4 separate regions of the Homo sapiens genome follow, and all the other regions are linked to region 1. Evidence: chromatin contacts called from ENCODE Hi-C or POLR2A ChIA-PET data. All regions are on one chromosome and are shown on one strand. The core of a region is the stretch at or near the end of the contact, and the rest is flanking DNA. Distances in the headings are between cores, read along the strand shown. Region 1 holds the start of TMEM258 (transmembrane protein 258). Region 2 has its middle 40 kb from the start of SCGB1A1. Region 3 holds the start of VPS37C (VPS37C subunit of ESCRT-I). Region 4 holds the start of ASRGL1 (asparaginase and isoaspartyl peptidase 1).

Region 1 (4,659 bases), core at 660-3,159:
GCCGTGAAACAGAGGCTGATTTTAGCCCGGAAATGTAGCTGCAGATCAATGGCCCTTATTAGCATTTTCTGAGGCCAATAATCTGACCACTATGAAAACGTGACTAAAGGTACGAACTCTCTGCCTGAGAAAAACCACATACAAGAAAAAGTTTGCCTACAATTTCCGGAGCTTTGTGGACCAGTGTCTATAGACACCAAGCTGAGAACCCCCGCTATAAGTCACTGACTGGTGGTACCCAGATCTCAATATCTTTTTTTTTTGACGGAGTCTCATTTTTTGGACGGCGTCTCACTCTGTCGCCCGGGCTGGAGGGCAGTGGCACGATCTCGGCTCACTGCAACCTCTGCCTCCCGGGTTCTAGAGATTCTCATACCTCAGCCTCTCGAGTAGCTGGGACTATAGGATTACAGGTGCGCACCACCACATCTAATTTTTGTATTTTTAGTAGAGATGGGGTTTTGCCATGCTGGCCAGGATGGTCTTGAATTCCTGACCTCAGGTGATCTGCCTGCCTCGGCCTCCCAAAGTACTGAGATTACAGGTGTGAGTTGCCGCGCCCAGGCTCAATTTTTTTTTTTTTCCAGACAGTCTTGCTCTATCGCCCAGGCTGGAGTGCCTGGAGTGCAGTGGTGCCAACTCGGCTCACTGCAAGCTCCGCCTTCTGGGTTCAAGTGATTATCCTGCCTCAGCCTCCCGAGCAGCTGGGATTACAGGCGTGAACCACCATGCCCGGCTAATTTTTTGTATTTTTAGGAGAGACAGGGTTTCACCTTGCTGGCCAGGCTGGTCTTGAACTTCTGACCTCCTGATCCGCTCGCCTCAGCCTCCCAAAGTGCTGGGATTACAGGAGTGAACCACCGCGCCTGGCCCTCAATTTCTAATTCAGTATTTTCCTCACTACCTATGCTATTATGGAATCTTGTGAGCTATGGTCAAGACATTCAAGTTCTGGTTCTGAGTAATCTGAGTCTGAGTAAAGCGACTGTAATATCTATTTCACAGAACTGAAAAATAAGAAAGATGATGAATCAAAGCATCTAGTGCCTAGCAGGGAGTATTTTGCTCAACAGGTATTTGCTTCCTTCCTAAGGCTGTAGGGAAGATGATGAGATAATGTCTTTTATGAAAGAGGGCTGTAAACGTAAAGATCTGTACAAATGTTAACTTCATTGTCACCGGTCAGCCAATGCTTCTAAAATCCAGAACATAACAACTCTAGAGAAGTAAACTGCCCCCATTGTTCTGAGACACTGGAATTCAATTCAGTAAACAATCACGGCCCCCTTCCCCCAAAATGATAAAGACAATCACTGCCATTTATTGAGCTTCCAATTACGGGCCCTCTGTTTGGCACTGAGAATACAAAGATGAATAGACATCATCCCAGAGCTAGATGCGCGTCAGACGGTGGTCACTAGGAGGCGTGGCCGAAAACAAAGAAGTCCATGGAACGTGGCCAGAGATCTGTACAGAGGCTGTGGGCGCTCCTAGGAAAGTCTGGCCAAGTGCCTGAGAGTTGGAAGTGCTTCACCAATAAACATTTGCCCAGGGCATTGTAGGATGGGCACGGGTTCGGCAGAAGAACTTTCCAAATAAAGATAACACACCACCGATAACAGAGATATACAAACTGGAAGGTATTCAAAATTCGCCCCACGCCTCTCGCCCTTAGAAATCGCGAGCTGAGAAACCTAAGGAGTTCATGGCAAGGGGCTTCCCCCTTCCCCACCCTTCAGCCCAAGCCGGAGGTTCCAGGAGCGTCTAGCCCTCTGGATCTCCGGCGTCTGAGGAGATAAGCGCGGTGTGGGTCAGACCCCGAGGGGTCCTCGCATCTCCGTCTGGAACTCCCCTCAACGCTCTCACCATTTTGCCCCGCGAAGGCTAATCCGCCGCTCCGCCACCGGAAGAACACGTCGGCAGGAGCAGGCGCCTAGCACAACCGGAAAAGGAAGTGCCTCCGGCGCAAGTGGCATTGAGGGACTTGTAGTCCTGCGATTTCGGGTGTAGAGGGAGCAGGGGCCTGCGGGGACCTGGTGTGGGTGGAGTGGGGACAAGCGGTGGAGAAGGGTACGCCAGGGTCGCTGAGAGACTCTGTTCTCCCTGGAGGGACTGGTTGCCATGAGAGCAGCCGTCTGAGGGGACGCAGCCTGCACTACGCGCCCCAAGAGGCTGTGCGTGGCGAGCAGGTCACGTGACGGGAGCGCGGGCTTTGGAAGGCGGCTGAACGTCAGGCCACCCGCCGCTAAGCTGAGAAGGGAGAGCGAGCTTAGGACCGCCTGCCCGGGGCAACCCCGAACCAAGCTTTAGCCGCCGAGGCCGCGTGTCCCAAAGGCCAGGTGAGACCCCATGGGAAGCGCCTCCGGGAGCGACGGGGTCCGCTTGGCGCTGGGGGCCGTGGGGAGCCGGGGTCTGGAGTGCGCGGGATTCGCAGTCAAGAGGTCCCGCCACTTTTCCCCCTGTGAGCCTTGGGCCAGTCGCGTAAGCTCCGAGCCTCTCTTTCCTCCATTGTAGAAAAGCGGTAATAAGTTCCACCTTATGGGGTCGTGTTGTATTTTTCCTAAGACCTTGGACGAGAAACATTTCTGACACTTGAGTTGTTTAGGCCCCTTTCCTGCCTACCTGTCTGTGGGACGCCGTGAGGGGATCAAGGGCTACATGGTCTGGTCCTCAGTCCACACTCCAGCAGCGCGGCCGGCTTGAGGCAAGAGCCGAAGGGTTGAACAGGCCTGGAGAGGGGACATTAGAGGTTTCTGTCTGTTGTCTCAGTTAACCCTGGCAGCAGCCCTGAGAGACAGGCATGGTAATCGTTCTTCTTCTGTAGACGAGAAAATAAACCTCAGTGGCTTGGTAATGTCACACGGATGGTAAATGCCGCGCCTAGATTCAAGGCCAGAGCTTTTGCCGCTGCAGTTCACAGGGGAATTATTCATATTAATCAAATGAATAATTCATTGTCAATTAATTATTAATTGATTAATAATCCAGGGATGGACCTGGAAGGACGCGTGAGAGGATGGCGAGAGGAGGGCACAGCTAAGGAAAAGTGGGAAAAGGCGGGCCTTATTCCAGCTTTCTGTTGAGATCCCAGAATGTAGGGTTAGGTTGGGAACCAGAACATGAAAGATCGTGATGCCATGCTGAAGTGTTTGGACTGAATTAGAAGGAAGAATTGAACAGTCATTGATGCTCTAGAAAGAACCCTGTGAAGAAAGAGTGGGAACAATGAAAAGGCCTGATGGAGTCTTTCGTTTCTTCTTTCTCTTTTCTTTTGTCTTCTTTTCTTTTCTTGACAGGGTCTTGCTCTGTTGCCCAGGCTGGAGTGTGGTGGCACAATCATAGCTCACTGTAGCCTGGAACTCCTGGGCTCATGTGATCCTCCCACCACGGCCTCCCAAAGTGCTGGGATTACTGCCCAGAGCCTCTGTGCCTGGCCCCAGTAGAATATTTCTTGGAGTATTGGACACATACCAACAGTGGGCACAAGATGAGTTTTTTATTTTTTTGAGACGGAGTCTCACTCTCTTGCTAGGCTGGAGTGCAGCGGCACAATCTCGGCTCACTGCATTCTCTGCCTCCTGGGTTCAAGCGATTCTCCTGCCTCAGCCTCCCGAGTAGCTGGGATTACAGGTGCACACCACCACACCCAGCTAATTTTTTTTTTTTTTGTATTTTTAGTAGAGACAGGGTTTCACCGTGTTGGCCAGGATGGCAAGATGATTTTAAATTGCACCCCCTAAAAATCCTTTTTAATAGTTATACATTTAATACATATTAAAATATAACTAATAGAACACAAATATTATTGCTTATGAGTTTTCCAGTTTAGTTTTTTAAAAAAAATTCTAAGTGAATGAAAGTACGGGTTTTAGTTGGAAGTAGCAAAAATCGTGAGGGTGATTTGGGAAACACTGCTATCTGGGAAACACTGAACTCTGAAGTGCAATACTCTTTTGAGCCCAGTGACTACAGCATGCCAGACCCCTAAATCAGGACCTGGGGAGGAGCCATGGAGTTAACATTTCAGACTGAGTGGTGGCGAGAAAACGCAAAGGGAAAGACTTGAAACTCTAGCAACATTATAATAAAAGTAGAAACTCTTATGTGCTGAGGCGATGATGAAGAGAGTTTAGAGAAGCTTGTGAGAAAGCCACATCACCTCCATTCAGATATGTTTGCAATCCTTTTTCAAGGCTGCCTTATTAGTCAGGGTTCTCCAGAGACTCAAAACAAATCAGATCTGTTTGTTTAGCTGGTGTATTTGCCTGTCTTTCAGGTCTGCCATTATGGTCCCTGGACTCCTCAAGCCAGGCCAAGCATCCTGGCCTTCTGTGGTCCTTGATGGAGACCTATGTTGCAGGTTTTTTTTGTGTAATAAATAATGCTGCTACCTTAGAATATCAACAGTATCTTATTTCTCTAAGCACGTGGTTCAATTTCTGGTACTCGTTGAGCCTTACTATTGAGTAAATTCTCCTGCTAGACTGAGTTTTTTGAGAATGGGGACCTTGTTCATCTTTTTATCTTTAGCAGTGCTGACATGGTGTCCTTTTTGTTGTGTGGAATTTAGTTGAAGGCATGAAGTTGGTGAGATAACACCAGTTATAACCTTTCTCCTTTCCTCCGTCTCTGACTTGCCTTTCTTTTTTAGTCATCCCT
Region 2 (4,659 bases), core at 780-3,279, 670 kb after region 1:
CAAGGCTGGTCTCCCTAGAATCTCAGTGGTGGCATGTCACCCCACGAGCCCATCAACTTCATGTCCCACAGCAGAGCCCTGCCTCCTCTGAAGGCCTGTAGATCACTTAGTAGATCTGGATCAGAGACTAGGATTTCACACTTATAAGCCCCACCCCTGCCACCGCCTACGGCTGAGTCTGGAGCAGGTGGTTCAGAGAGTCATCATTCCTTTCCTTTCTTCTCCTAGGGATGCCTCCAGCTCTTTGTCCTTTGTCAGCAGGAATGAGCCCAGGGAACAAACAAGCCCTTTACCTGCAGTCACCTGACCTCAGGAACTCTTCAAATCATCTCAGTAATGAAGTGCCCTAAGGACTCTAGCTCATTGATTCACCTTAGAAAAGTCTTAGTTCAGGATGGGCACGGTGGCTTATGCCTGTAATCCCAGCACTTTGGGAGGCCGAGGCGGGAGGATCACCTGAGGTCAGGAGTTCAAGACTAGCCTAGCCAACATGGCGAAATCTTCTACTAAATATACAAAAGAATACCCTCTACTAAAAATACAAAAAGTATGCCGGGCACGGTGTAATCCCGGCACTTTGGGAGGCTGAGGCAGGTGGATCATGAGGTCAGGAGATCAAGACTATCCTGGCTAACATGGTAAAACCCCATCTCTGCTAAAAGTACAAAAAAATTAGCCAGGCGTGGTGGCACACACCTGTAGTCCCAGCTACTCGGAAGGCTGAGGCAGGAGAATCGCTTGAACCCGGGAGGCAGAGGTTGAAGTGAGTCGAGATGTTGCCACTGCACTCCAGCCTGGGTGACAGACCGAGACTCCTTTTCAAAAAAAAAAAAAGACAAAACAAAATATGAAAATTAGCTGGGCATGGTGCCACAAGCCTGTAATCCCAGCTACTCAGGAGGCTGAGGCAGGGGAATAGCTTGAACCCAGAGGCGGAGGTTGCAGTGAGCCAAGATCAAGCCACCACACTCCAGTCTGGGTGACAGAGCAAGACTCCATCTCAAAAACAAAAAAAAAGGAACGAAAAGGCTTAGTTCAGCAAATTAACATGAAAACAGAAAGCCAAATACCACATTTCTCACTTATAAGTGGGAGCTAAATGCTGAGCACACATAGACATAAACATGGGAACAAGAGATACTGTCACCACCAGAGAGAGGAGGGAGGAATGGGGACATGGGCCGAAAACTACCTACTGGTGGTACTATGCTCACCACTTGGGTCCAATATACCCATGTGACAATCCTACGCATGTACCTCTGTATCTAAAAGAGAAGCTGAATTTTTTTTTTTTTTTTTTTTTTGAGATGGAGTCTTACTCTTGTTGCGCAGGCTGGAGCGCAGTGGCGCGATCTCAGCTCACTGCAACCTCCACCTCCCGGTTTCCAGCGATTCTCCTGCCTCAGCCTCCCGAGTAGCTGGGATTACAGGTGCCCGGCAACATGCCTGTCTAATTTTTTTTTTTGTATTTTTAGTAGAGACAGGGTTTCACCATGTTGACCAGGCTGGTCTCAAACTCCTGACCTCATGATCCACCCGCCTTGGCCTCCCAAAGTGCTGGGATTATAGGCGTGAGCCACTGCACTGGGCCTGAAAAGCTGAAATTTTTTTAAAAAGAGAGAAAGAAAATACTTAGTTCATAAGCAACAGAACTGATAGCTGTCCACCAAGAATAAGAACAGGACCACTTCTTCATCCCCACGTCAGAAGGTCAGAGCTTCAGTGGGCCTTAGGGACGGTCCCACTTGATCCCCTCACCAGAGGGGCCACAGGATACAGTACAGAGTGCACCACGGTTCTGAGACGGGAGAGTCTGGTGTAAGCTGGAGTGGACAGTCACTTTCTGCAACTAACTCACCCTCCCTACAACTCTTCTGCTGGAAAATGCCAAGTCACCCCTTATAATCAACAAAGCCAAGCTTTGTAAGTACTAAATTACTTTGGAGGGTGGGAGGAGGGCAGAAAAATTGGCCAGTACTCATTATAGCTTTCATTTCACTCTGTGTCAGGGTTCATTAGTTCCCTACCTGGCTTCTTCTGCCTGTGTTATAAACCTCTTGTGGACAGGAGCTAGCTCTGTTTCCTCCACTGCTCCCAAGGACAGGAGCTGGTTCTGTTTCCTCAAGGTGTAGATCCTGAACCACCTGCACCAGACTCACCTGGAGGGCTTATTCAATGTGAATTCCTGGTCCCTGCTCCAGATTTACTGAATCAGACACTCTAGGGTGGGACCTAGGAATTTGCCCCAAGTACCCCAGCTGTTTCAAAGTCCACTGCTCTGCTGGATTCTATGTTTAACTGTGGCCTGTCCCACTAAGAAAGCTGGCCAGGCCCTGGTGTGGAACTAGGTAGGATTGCCACCTGTCTTGGTTTGGACTGAGGGATTTCCTGGGATGAGCCTCTTGGGGTGCTAAAAGCAGGACAGTTTACAGGGCAAACTGGGATGGCTGGTCACCCCAGCACCTCTCCAAACTCCCCACACAAGGGCAAGGAGCAGGGGTTCCCAAGCTCACAGGTAAGAGGGTCCCCAAAGCACTCATACTTGGTAGTGGAATGCACCACAAATGTACTCACAGTTGAATGTGGACATGGGTGATATTTTGAGATTTCACAACACTTCACATGAAAAAATCAAATCAGACCACAGGGAACTGACTCAGGGCACTGGAAATGGATCCTGCTTCTCCAGCCTCTCCCCTGCCCAAAACCTTCAGTCTACACTGAAAGCAGCCATCACTTACCCTAAGCTGACTGTTCCTTCAGCATCAGAGGGTCATCCCTGGGGACGAGGAAGTCATGAAAATCATGGGATGTCAGGACCAGACACTCTCCTGGAGCTCACACAGCCCTGGCCCCTCATTTCTCAGAAGAGAAAACTAAAGTCCAGAAGGGCCCAGTGATGGAGAGGCACACAGCCAGCCAGCCCAGAGATGAATGCCCCTCTCCTGACCTCCACACCTCCACACAAGCCCCTCTGCTGGGCAGAAAATGACAGGAGCAGGAAAAAGCCCAGAAATATTCATTGAGAAGGAGGCCAGATGCGTAGAATAGTCAAAACAAAAGAGCCTTAAGGCATCATGGTCCCCTAATCTCCTGCATGTCACAGATGAAGAAACTGAGACACACAGAGGTCAAATATCTTTCCCAAGACGACATATAGGAAATCCCTCTTACAGGTCATTTAGGGTCTGTCCATAGTGGCTTTAGACGTGTGTACCACCAACAACTCTTGGCCAGACATGGTGGCTCACACCTGTAATCCCAGCACTTTGGGAGGCGGAGGCGGGCGGATCACCTGAGGTCAGGAGTTCAAGGCCAGCCTTGTCTACATGGTGAAACCTTATCTCTACTAATAATACAAAAATTAGCTGGGCATAGCTATTCGGGAGGCTGAGGCAGGAGAATCGCTTGAACCCAGGAGGCGGAGGTAGTGGTGAGCTGAGATCGCACCATTGCACTCCAGCCTGGGCAACAAGAGCAAAACTCCGTCTCAAAGAAAAAAAAAAAAAAAAGAGCTGGGCGTGGTGGCACACGCCTGTAATCCCAGCTACTCGGGAGGCTGAGGCACGAGACTCGCTTGAACTGGGGAGGCAGAGGTTGCAGTGAGCCAAGATCACACCACTGCACTCCAGCCTGGGTGACAGAGTGAAACCATGTCTCAAAAATAAACAAACAAACAAAAACCAGATCCGGAGACACGCTGCATCTGAGATGAGAGACTTTCATGACCATGTCCACAGGAAGGGAGGATGAGAGCACCAGGAGATGGACTGGAGACCCTGATCCACAGACAAAATTGGAAGCCTTCAGCCTGGGGGAGCTCCCCAAGAGGCAGTGTGGACATCAGGCCCAGTTGGCGTGACTTGATAGTAGCAGGGGGCGGCTGGGGTGACCTTCACTTTTCACTTTCAAACAGCTTTTGGGTTGTATGAAATAATTGATTAAAATTTTTAATTTTGTGATATCTTTACAAAAATGATTAAAGAGGGAAAAATACCTTTCTTGAGCAGATTGTGACAGAAGAGAAGGAGAGCAAGCCGTGAGTTTTGGAAAGCAGACAGATAAGGATGGTGGAATCAACTGCTGAGATCCAGGAAAAAGAACAAAAGACCCCTAGGACCCAGAGATAAAGTGGTCTCAGGTATCCTGGAGACGAGGTGGCTGTCATGTGGTAGAGTGGGACTTCAAGTAGCCTTTTTATTTTTGAGATGGCGTCTCAGAGTCTCGCTCTGTCACCCAGGCTGGAGTGCAGTGGCCGATCTCGGCTCACTGCAAGCTCCGCCTCCCGGGTTCACGCCATTCTCCTGCCTCAGCCTCCCGAGTAGCTGCGACTACAGGCGCCTGCCACCAGGCCTGGCTAATTTTTTTTTTTTTTTTTTTTTTGTATTTTAGTAGAGACAGGGTTTCACTGTGTTAGCCAGGATGGTCTCAATCTCCTGACCTCGTGATCCGCCCGCCTCGGCCTCCCAAAGTGTTGGGATTACAGGCGTGGGCCACCACGCCCGGCCAAATTCCCCTTTTTTTTTTTTTTTTTTTTTGAGACAGAGTCTCACCCTGTCACCAAGCTGGAATGCAATGGCACCATCTCAGCTCACTGCAACCTCCACCTCCCAGGTTCAAGTGATTCTCCTGCCCCAGCCTCCCAAGTAGCTGGGATGA
Region 3 (4,659 bases), core at 1,196-3,695, 630 kb before region 1:
AAGGACACTTCTAACAGAATTTCCACACAACAGAGATCCAGCTGGATTAAAAGAGCTAAATCCATTAAATCAGGTCTTGAGTGATCTAATTTTGTCAGCCTGGAAAACCCCTACTATTACTGGCCAAGAGTGTCCAGAAATGATTCATATGGCTAGTTAACCCAAAGGCTTTTTAAGGGCAAATTAACAAATTTCAAAGCAATAAACAAAAAGAAAACAAGAATCCTCAGGAATAATGTCACTTCCAAGCTACCAGTGGCCCAGCAAATCTACAAAGTTCTTAAAGGCAGTGTTTCCCAAACTTGCCTTACCGTAAGAATCACCCAGTGCATTTGTTAATAGATTTCTGGGCCCTCCTCCAGACAATAGCCCAAGAATCTCTAGAGGTGGAGCTCTGTATTTTTAACAAGCATCAGAAATTATTCTTAAGGTCCAGCACCTTTGGGAAACTAAACGGTCTGAGAGGCAGTATCACAGAGTTAAAAGCACATTAACTTCGAAATAAGACTGATGGGTTACAAATCTCACTTGTGGCCAGACGCAGTGGCTCACACCTGTAATCCTAGCACTTTGGGAGGCCAAAGCGGGTGGATCACCTGAGCTCAGGAGTTCGAGACCAGCCTGGCCAACATGGTGAAACCCCGTCTCTACTAAAAAATACAAAAATTGCTTGCAGTGAGCCGAGATCCCGCCACTGCACTCCAGCCTGGGCGACAGAGCGAGACTCCGTCTCAAAAAAAAATAAATAAATAAATAAATAAAAAATACAAAAATTAGCCGGGCGTGGTGGTGGGCACCTATAATCCCAGCTACTTGGGAGGCTGAGGCAGGAGAATCGCTTGAACCAGGGGGCGGAGGTTGCAGTGAGCTGAGATCACACCACTTCACTCCAGCCTGGGCGACAGATCAAGACTCCGTCTCAAAAAAAAAAAAAAAAAAAAAAAAAAATCCAAACTTGGCCACTTACTGGCTGTGTGACACTAGCCAGGTTATCTAACATCTCCGCAACTCACTTCATCTGTAAAACGGGATCATCACCTATTTGGACATGTTCGCAAAATTCGGTATGTTCAGAAAGCCCTAGAACAGTGCCCAGCATATGAAGCCAAGCAACAAATCACAGCTATTGCTACCTGCAAAACAGCGGCCAGAAACTGCTCAGAAAGTCTACAATGAAAATGTTCTACTTAATGGAAATTACAAAGGCACGGAACCACATTTCCAAGATAATCTAGGTAAAAGGCTTTTCTGGGCACTATGACCGCAAAGAACAAAGACTCAGTTTAGCGTCCAGTATTTTCATTGCAACAGTCCCCGATCCCACCCGGAACTACAGAGTTCAGGTGTCTGCAGGGTTGCAGCTTTGGACAACAAAGTAAGAGTCTTTCTTTCCCCAGTTCCTCGGTCACCACCACCTCCAGCTCTAAGGCCAAAAGTCACAGAACTGAGAGTCTGGTGGCAGCATCTTGGTGCATTAGTAGGAAATGGGACTCCTGGAGCCAATAAAGAGGGTGGAAAAGGCCTTAGGCAGCAAGAGAACTGAGGTACCGCTGGAGCGAAGGGAAATGAGTGGGAAGTTTCTGGAGCTGAAGACTGACATTCCCAGGGTAAGTGAGCCCAGACAAGGTGTAGCTGGGAAAGCACTGCCTCAGCTCAGCGACTAAAACCCCAGGTTGTAGAGTCCACTCTGCCAGTAACTCACAAAACACCTCCAGTTAACTCCTTCTCCCATCCGTAAAGTGGGAAATCGCCTCATCGGCTGAGGAGGAAATGAAGAGGAACCAGGCATATAATGGGTATGTATACATCAGTGCCCTTTGCGCCCAGAGGGTCCCGGGGTAAGAAATGTTCAGTGATGCTGGGAGGTCCAAGTCTGAGTCCTGAACAAAGCCAAAGCTGAAACTCCCATCTCTCAATGCCCTGGAGAAAGGGCACAAGCCAGTAAGTCACAGAGCAAAGTCCCTCCAACCTCCCCTCTGCCACTCGTCTCCCGCGTGCCCTCTGGCAAGTCGGACCCTACTCTTAGGCCTCAGCTTCCCCATCTATACAATGGGCTAATTGGCTCTAATGTCATCAGAATTGTGACCGCAAGATGCTCACATATGGGACGAGGGCCTGCAGAGACGCAGAAAGGAGGGTGGCGGTGAGTGGTGGGGCGGAACTGGAGGTGCGACCCGCCGGGGAGCCGGGGCGGCGCCTCGCGCTCTCCCTCCCTCCCTCCCACCGCGAGGGGCAGGGGCGCCGGCCCCCGGCGAGAGTCACGCGCCCCTCGTGCCCAATCACCGGCCTCTGCCAGGATGAGGCGGGCAGGCGGGGGCGCTCCGGGAGCCACGGCCGGCGCCGCCCCCACCGTCGTCCTCTGCCCCGCCCGCCTGCGGCAGAGCCGGGACCCTCCCCAGTCTCCGCTCACCTGCCAGGGCCGCCGTCGCCGCCGCCACCGCGGGTTAAACCGCAGCCGCGCCCACACTTCCGGGGTCCGCCAGGCCCGCCCCCTACCGGATGTGACCCCCTTGCAACGTCCGGCGCCCCAGTGGCGCGCGTGCTCGCCCCGCGACCCCGTTGGCCGCCCCGCCTCGCGCGCCTCTGAGTTACCACGACATCGTGCCACACACACACGCTCGCGGCCGCCCGGGCCACAACCACGGGAGCGCCCACGAGACCCCTCCAGCGCTCGCCGCACGCCTCGGCCCCGCCCCCGGTAAGAGGCCCCGCCCACTGGGCGGAGACCAGGCCGCTCTGGGCTAGTGCGCCGGCGCGGACGTCCGCCGCCTTCCGAGTGGCCAGCGAGGACTCGCTCTGTACACAGCTCGATCTTGGGAGGCTTCTCAGAGGGACCCAAAAGGAGGGGGAAGCAGATGGAAGCCCAGAACCTAGGAGGAGCCCCAGATGGGCTGAGCTCAGACTGAGGAGCCCCAAGGCCACCACACACTCATTTCCATTTACTAGTTAATCTCTTTCCCCCACCCATTCATTCTACAGAATTACCAGTATTCCCCATCTCCTCCCTTCCCCCCTGGAAACAGGAGAGTCCAGCATAATAAGGAAGCCCCCTCTGCTCTAACCCTTAAAAAAAGGAATCTGAAGTGACCTGATGTTAACTAATCAGGTGTTTTTTTTTTTTTTTCTATTCTGTTCCCTTTCCCACCTATGAAACCCACTGCTCTGCTATTTCCCAGGGGAATTTGAGACCAAATAAGTCTATTTACAATGGTAACTGATGTCAATGTCTAAAGTTTCCAACCTCTCAAAATCAAGAGGTTGACCAAAAGGGGAGAAGTGTCCAGTTTAGCCTAAAGTTGTCTCCTGGCGTATCTTAAGTTTGTCCTAAAGGTTTCTCCGTACATAGTGAACTGGATCCTACTCATACCAATCACAGAGTTTCAGCCAATCACAGGCAGCCACCTGTTCAAACCTTGTTCCAATAAGGCAAATGTCAATCTGTCATTGGTAGGGAACCAAACTGGATCCCTTTGCCCTCAGAAAGCCAAACACCGAAGTATCAGGTTTTTGTAGAGGGAAAGATTTGTTGCAAGTCAACTGGGAAGGAGACATGCTCAAATCTGTCTCCCCAAGCCAGGGGCTGTGACAGGTGTTATAGGCAGAGGGTAATGAGCAGTGATCTGATTGAATCTTGCAATAAGCAATGATCTGACTGGATCTTGCCATGGGATGATGCCATGGCTCAATCTGATTAGATCATGGCTTATACCATGTATCTACTTCTTAATTCTGTTCCGGTTCTTTGGTCTGAGCATTTAGGTTGCGCCTGTGGTTGCATGCTTGGTTCTTCTGGGCACGCTCAGGTTACATAACTTGCAACCTGGGATCATGGCAACTGAAAAAACAACTCACCACTTTATTACACAAAGTTGAACCAGATGGGGCTGGTTCTGCGCTTACATAACTGGTCCAACTGTTTCTGTACCTCGCTTCTGTTTTCTGGACATCTATTTCCTTTTTCTTTTCTTATTTTTAAATTTTAATGATTATTTTTTAATAGAAATGGAGATTCGCTATGTTGCCCAGGCTGGTCTGGAACTCCTGGACTCAAGCAATCCTCCAGCCTCGGCTTCCCAAAGTGTTGGAATTACAGGCATGAGCCACCACGCCCAACCTGCTTTCCGTTTTCTATCCCTAAATGTTATCCAACCACCTGGCAGCCTCAGAGTCACTCTGAACCTATTCTGGTTCTGGGGGCTGACTGATTCACAAATCATTATTTGCTCAATTAAACTCTGTCAAACTGAATTTGTCAAAACTCCTTCTTATAACAGAAGGGGTCCATGAAGAAGGTCAGCTGCTGACCCTTCTGAGACACTGGTGACTCCTTTGAGCGGGGGCATGTTGGTTTTGCAAACATTTCACTTGGTACAGAATGTCAGAGTGACTCCCATTGACAGCACCTGTTTGAAAGCTAGGTTGAAATTGTTTCTGAGGGTTAGGGAGGGCCAGGGCAGATGACCTTAATTTTTTGTCATAAGCCTTTTTGTGCTATGTGATTTTTTTTTTTTTTTGAGACGGAGTTTCTCTCTTGTTGCCCAGGCTGGAGTGCAATGGTGTGATCTCTGCTCACTGCAACCTCCGCCTCCTGGGTTCAGGTGATTGTCCTGCCTGAGCGTCCCAAGTAGCTGGGATTACAGGCGCCTACCACCACACCCG
Region 4 (4,659 bases), core at 1,582-4,081, 540 kb after region 1:
CAGAGCGAGACTCCGTCTCAAAGAAGAAAGAAAGAAAGGAAAGAAAGGGAAGGAAGGGAAGGAAAGGAAGGAAATGTTAGTTGCTTCTTTCTTTTTTTCTTCTCTTCCTCCCTCCCACCCCCATTTCTTCTTCGTCAATCTCTCTAATATGCCTCCTTCATTTCTGACCCAGAAATGCCCAGTCCCTGCCCAGTCCCTCCTTTTCTGGTCCCACCTCCTCTCCCCAACTCTGGCATTCCCTAACCCAACCCTCCTCCTCCTAGAACATCCAGAGCCACTGTAGTTAGAATCACTTCCTTGGGGCTCTAGTCAACCTCCCCAGTCACACAAATGGGTTACTCCTCCCTTCAAAAATCCCTCTAAAATGATAGTAAACAATCTTAAAAAGAATACTACCCACAAAGACAGGAAGAATGGGAGAGATGACAATGGCAGGTAAAAAAGGTCACTTTGGAAGATGAATAACAAATGGCAGATTAAAGGAAGTTGTAATCTACTTGAGAGGTGAATCCATTTGTTCTGGAGAACGCTTGAGAGACTCAGGGCTTAGACACACAGGAATCTCAAAGATGGGGAGGCAGGAGTGGCAGGTGTTCCCAGTTGTCTCTCCAATAGCCTGTCACCCTTCCTTCTTGCCAAGAGACCTTGATTTTATCCAGGGCCATGATGTACCCTGCTAAAATAAAAACTCAGACTCTCTTGCCACTAGGGGCAGCCCCCCAATCCAGTTCTGGCCAATAAAAGTCCACTTGGAGGACTTCTAGGAAAGCTAGAGAGCTTTCCTGAATTAAAGGAACAAAGGGGAGCTGGCAAAAGCCTTCTTCCCTTTGCCCTTCCCCATTCCTTCTGCCCCAATAGTGATCAAGGTGCCTAGGAGCACCATAAATGTGAAAGCCACATGCTGAAGGGAAGAGAAGGAGATGGGACATCTGTGTCACCTTGGAGCTGCTGCACCAGCCTGGGCAGCAACCACTAGATGTCTTGTTGTTGTTGTTGTTGTTGTTGTTGTTATTGTTGTTTTCAAATCAACAGTTATCTGGTTAAACCACTGTGGTCACGTTTCGTCAGGGACAGTTGAATACAATCCTTAATCCATAAAATGATTGTTGATGGAACATCGTCTACAGAGGAGTTAGCCAGATTCCTTCTCCTATCCCACAGAGCCGGACAAAAAGATGCTTCCTCTTTCCTCCTCAAAGACCAGAAGTTTATTTTCTAGAGAATTTATCTAAGAGACTTTGGATTGGGATGGGGAATACGAAGCCCATCAGAGAAGTAGATAAACGCATGAGGCTGAGATGGGAGGATCAAATGGAAACCAACATTCTACCTGCTTGGGCCACCAGCCACCTTCCCCAGCCTCAGCCAGATCACTGAATTCCAGATCAATCAGGAAAAACAGTAGAGATGGGGTTTGAGTTAGGGCTAGGCATAGGGTAGGGTTCAGGTTCCTATAAATAGCTGAAACCAAATGATGGTGAGCTGTATTATGATGACACAACTAGGCTCACGACCAGTTGAGACGTGCTAAAATAACCCTCTTCCAAGAGGTGAGTGTGGGAGACAGAATAACGGCCCTCAAAGGTGTCACATCCGAATCTCCACCTGTGAACACTCCTCACATGGCAAAAGGGACTTTGCAGATGAGAATAGAAATTGTAAGAAAGGGAGATTATCCTGGGTTATCTGGGTGGGCCCAATGTCATCCCAAGGGACTTCCTTTAAGAAGGAGGCAGGAGAGTCAGAGTCAGAAAAGAAAATCGTGATGATGGTGACAGAGAGAGAAGTGACGTAGCAGCAGAAACAGGCCAGAGGGAGAGAGAGTTAAAGATGCTAGGCTGTTGGCTTTGGCAATGGAGGATGAGGCCATGAGCCAAGGATACAGGCAGCTTGTAGAAGCAAGAAAAGACAGATTCTCTTCTGGAGCTTCCCGAAGGAACTCAACCCTGCAGACCCAGTTTGAATTTCTGACCACCAGAACTGTAAGATAATGTGTGTTGTTTGAAGCCAATAAATTTGTGGTAATCTCTAACAATAGGTCACTAGAAAGGGAATGACTGATCCTTAGTGGGGTGCCAGGGAGAAGGCTTTGCAGGAGGGGTTCATTTAAACTGGGCCTTAAGGCAGGAAACGAAGGTAAAACAGGAGTAAAGGGAATTCCCAAGAGTGGTAAAATATGTTATCAGTTGTGGGTAAACAAGAAGGGAAAGGACTCTCCTATCCACAGGAGATCAATCACAGTTTGCCTGGATCTGTCCCTGTTTATGCCCATTGTCCCAGTATAATTTTTTTTTCTTTTGATTCGGAGTTTCACTCTTGTTGCCCAGGCTGGAGTGCAATGGCGCGATTTCCACTCACCGCAACCTCCGCCTCCCAGGTTCAAACGATTCTCGTGCCTTAGCCTCCAGAGTAGCTGGGATTACAGGCATGCGCCACCACGCCCAGCTAATTTTGTGTTTTTAGTAGGGACAGGGTTTCTCCGTGTTGGTCAGGCTGGTCTCGAACTCCCGACCTCAGGTGATCCGTCCGCCTCGGCCTCTCAAAGTGCTGGGATTACAAGGCATGAGCCACTGCGCACAGCCTAGCGTTGCTTTTCAATCTGCAATTACAAAATCGTGGCATGCCACTTCACGCTTCTCGCCACCAACCCAACCACCCAGCCCCTAGCCTGGTCAGGAGCAGGAGGTTCCCCGCGTGCCACCAGGAAGCTCGGGCCGGCCAAGAGCGTAGACTCTTGAGAGGAGTGAGACAGGTGCGCGCCAGCCGGCCTTCGGGGCTTTATGGGAACTGGGCCGTGCGGCGGTCCCGCCCTCGTGCGCAGGCGCAGAACCGTTGTGACCAGAGCGGTTGCGGGCTGAGCGGTTTCGAGCCGGCGTCGGGGAGCGGCGGTACCGGGCGGCTGCGGGGCTGGCTCGACCCAGCTTGAGGTCTCGGCGTCCGCGTCCTGCGGTGCCCTGGGTAAGTCGGCGGCCCTCCCGGAGCAGCCGCCCGAGACGCGGGAGGGCGAATGAAATAAACGAAAATAGACATTTTCCCGAAGGCGAAATAGACATCCTCCTTCGGCGCCGGGGCTTGGAGGCGGGCGGCGGTGGGCGCGGGTTAACGTCCCCGGGGAAACTGAGACCCCCAGCAGGTCCGGGCCGGGGGCGGAGAGGAACGCGGGAGGGCGCCGGGCCCCTGGGCTTTTCGTACCAAGCTCGACCGAGCCGCCCCTACCCACCCCCAGCTGCGAACCCAGCCGTTCAGAACAGAGACTGGGCATTGTCCCCACAGGGTCTCCCGAGGACCTTGTACCCGCGCGGCTTCCTTGGGCTGGCTTTGGACGACGCTTTCGCCTTCCTGCTGCCTAGGATCCGCCGACATGAATCCCATCGTAGTGGTCCACGGCGGCGGAGCCGGTCCCATCTCCAAGGATCGGAAGGAGCGAGTGCACCAGGGCATGGTCAGAGCCGCCACCGTGGGCTACGGCATCCTCCGGGAGGGCGGGAGCGCCGTGGATGCCGTAGAGGGAGCTGTCGTCGCCCTGGAAGACGATCCCGAGTTCAACGCAGGTAAATGTGCCTTTCAGCTAGTAAATAATGTGAGTCAGGTCAAGCTCCTTCTTCAGAATAAATAGAACCTACATAGTGTTAGGGAATCTAATGAGCTTTGGGGTGAAACTAAGTATGTAAAAAAGAAACAATATTTAATTTTTCTACCTGTGCTGAAAAGAGTCAAACGCTAAAATATTTGTAGAGATTTATACTGAGGCAAATATGAGTGACCAATGGCCTCTGATACAGCTCTTGGGAAATCCTGAGAATGTGTGCTTCTGGAGAGACATAAGATGTCAATCAGTACATACAAGACATACATTGGTTCCATCTGGAGAGGTGAGACTACTGGGGGAGGGGGAGTGGTTTCCAGGTCATAGTTAAGATTCAAAGATTTTCTGATGAACAATTGATTTAAAGTTTTGTCCAAACACCTGGAATCCACAGAAGGGAATGTCTGGATTATATAAGGACTTGTGGCTGCAGATAGAATTAATAGAAGGCGGTTTAGCACGGTGGCTCACGCCTGTAATCCCAGCACTTTGGGAGGCCAAGGCGGGTGGATCACCTGAGGTCAGGAGTTCGAGACCAGCCTGGCTAACAGGTGAAAAGCCACCTCTACTAAAAATACAAAAGAAAAAAAAAAAAAGCCAGGCGTGGTGCTAGGAGCCTGTAACCCCAGCTACTCGGGAGGCCGAGGCAGGAGAATAGCTTGAACCTGAGAGGCAGAGGTTGCAGTGAGCCGAGATCACTCCAGCCTGGGCGACAGAGCGAGACTATCTCAAAAAAAAAAAAAAAAACTGAAAAAAGAAGGGAATGTCTGCATTAAGATAAGAGGTTGAGGAGACCAAGATTTCCCTTAGGCAGAGGAAGTCTCCAGGTAGCAGTCTATTGAGAGAATAAATTGTAAATGTTTCTTATCAGAGTTGATTCTCTCCTGAATCAGGAAAAAGGCCTAGAAAAGGAAGGGGATTCTCTTCAGAATGTAGATTTTCCCCACAAGAGATAGCTTTAGCTTTGCAGGACTATTTCAAGATATGGCGAAGAAACGTAATTTGGGGTAAAATACTTCACTTTCAGGGCTTGCTATCTGTCATGTGATGTCATACTAGAGTCCCGCTGGAAT

The links. Hi-C counts contacts between places; a loop is a spot of excess contacts on that map. ChIA-PET counts read pairs that join two places held with the same protein, here RNA polymerase II (POLR2A). Pooled maps may share reads with other maps.
Region 2: POLR2A ChIA-PET joins it to region 1 with 11 read pairs in PC-9. The contact joins the enhancer-like site here to the promoter of TMEM258 in region 1. POLR2A ChIA-PET finds 5 or more read pairs at or near these places in 2 of 52 experiments (A673 and PC-9).
Region 3: a loop to region 1 is called in a pooled map, with 9 times the contacts of the local background. The contact joins the promoter of VPS37C here to the promoter of TMEM258 in region 1. A Hi-C loop is called at or near these places in 2 of 37 single-sample maps with no recorded cell type and 7 of 50 pooled maps.
Region 4: a pooled map shows a loop between it and region 1 (7-fold over the local background). The contact joins the promoter of ASRGL1 here to the promoter of TMEM258 in region 1. A Hi-C loop is called at or near these places in 1 of 168 maps with a recorded cell type or tissue (naive thymus-derived CD4-positive, alpha-beta T cell) and 8 of 50 pooled maps. POLR2A ChIA-PET finds 5 or more read pairs at or near these places in 1 of 52 experiments (activated B cell).

The regions. Positions count from the first base shown.
Region 1 is chr11:61,790,690-61,795,348 of GRCh38, forward strand. TMEM258 (transmembrane protein 258) reads right to left here and starts at 1,910. Exons shown (of 4, transcript NM_014206.4): 1 at 1,867-1,910. The coding sequence starts at 1,869. It overlaps FEN1 (flap structure-specific endonuclease 1), which reads left to right and starts at 2,222. Exons shown (of 2, transcript NM_004111.6): 1 at 2,222-2,339; 2 at 4,652-4,659. MIR611 (microRNA 611) reads right to left here and starts at 1,872; the gene lies at 1,806-1,872. RefSeq lists enhancers at 1,158-2,135, 1,928-2,222, 2,136-3,111, 4,657-4,659.
Region 2 is chr11:62,456,627-62,461,285 of GRCh38, forward strand. It overlaps a transcript of AHNAK not described here. Among named protein-coding and RNA genes, the nearest start is that of SCGB1A1, 40 kb to the left of the region's middle. Within about 2 kb of position 2,030, at least 4 of the 41 ENCODE cell types and tissues checked have a DNase peak (open chromatin) inside an H3K27ac peak, as active enhancers do; they include PC-9, where a contact is called at or near this core.
Region 3 is chr11:61,158,981-61,163,639 of GRCh38, forward strand. It overlaps VPS37C (VPS37C subunit of ESCRT-I), which reads right to left and starts at 2,446. Exons shown (of 5, transcript NM_017966.5): 1 at 2,411-2,446. RefSeq lists enhancers at 1,909-2,502, 2,503-3,095, 2,836-2,885, 2,896-3,035 and a silencer at 2,086-2,845.
Region 4 is chr11:62,334,617-62,339,275 of GRCh38, forward strand. ASRGL1 (asparaginase and isoaspartyl peptidase 1) reads left to right here and starts at 2,832. Exons shown (of 7, transcript NM_001083926.2): 1 at 2,832-2,958; 2 at 3,274-3,551. The coding sequence starts at 3,362. RefSeq lists an enhancer at 2,743-3,412.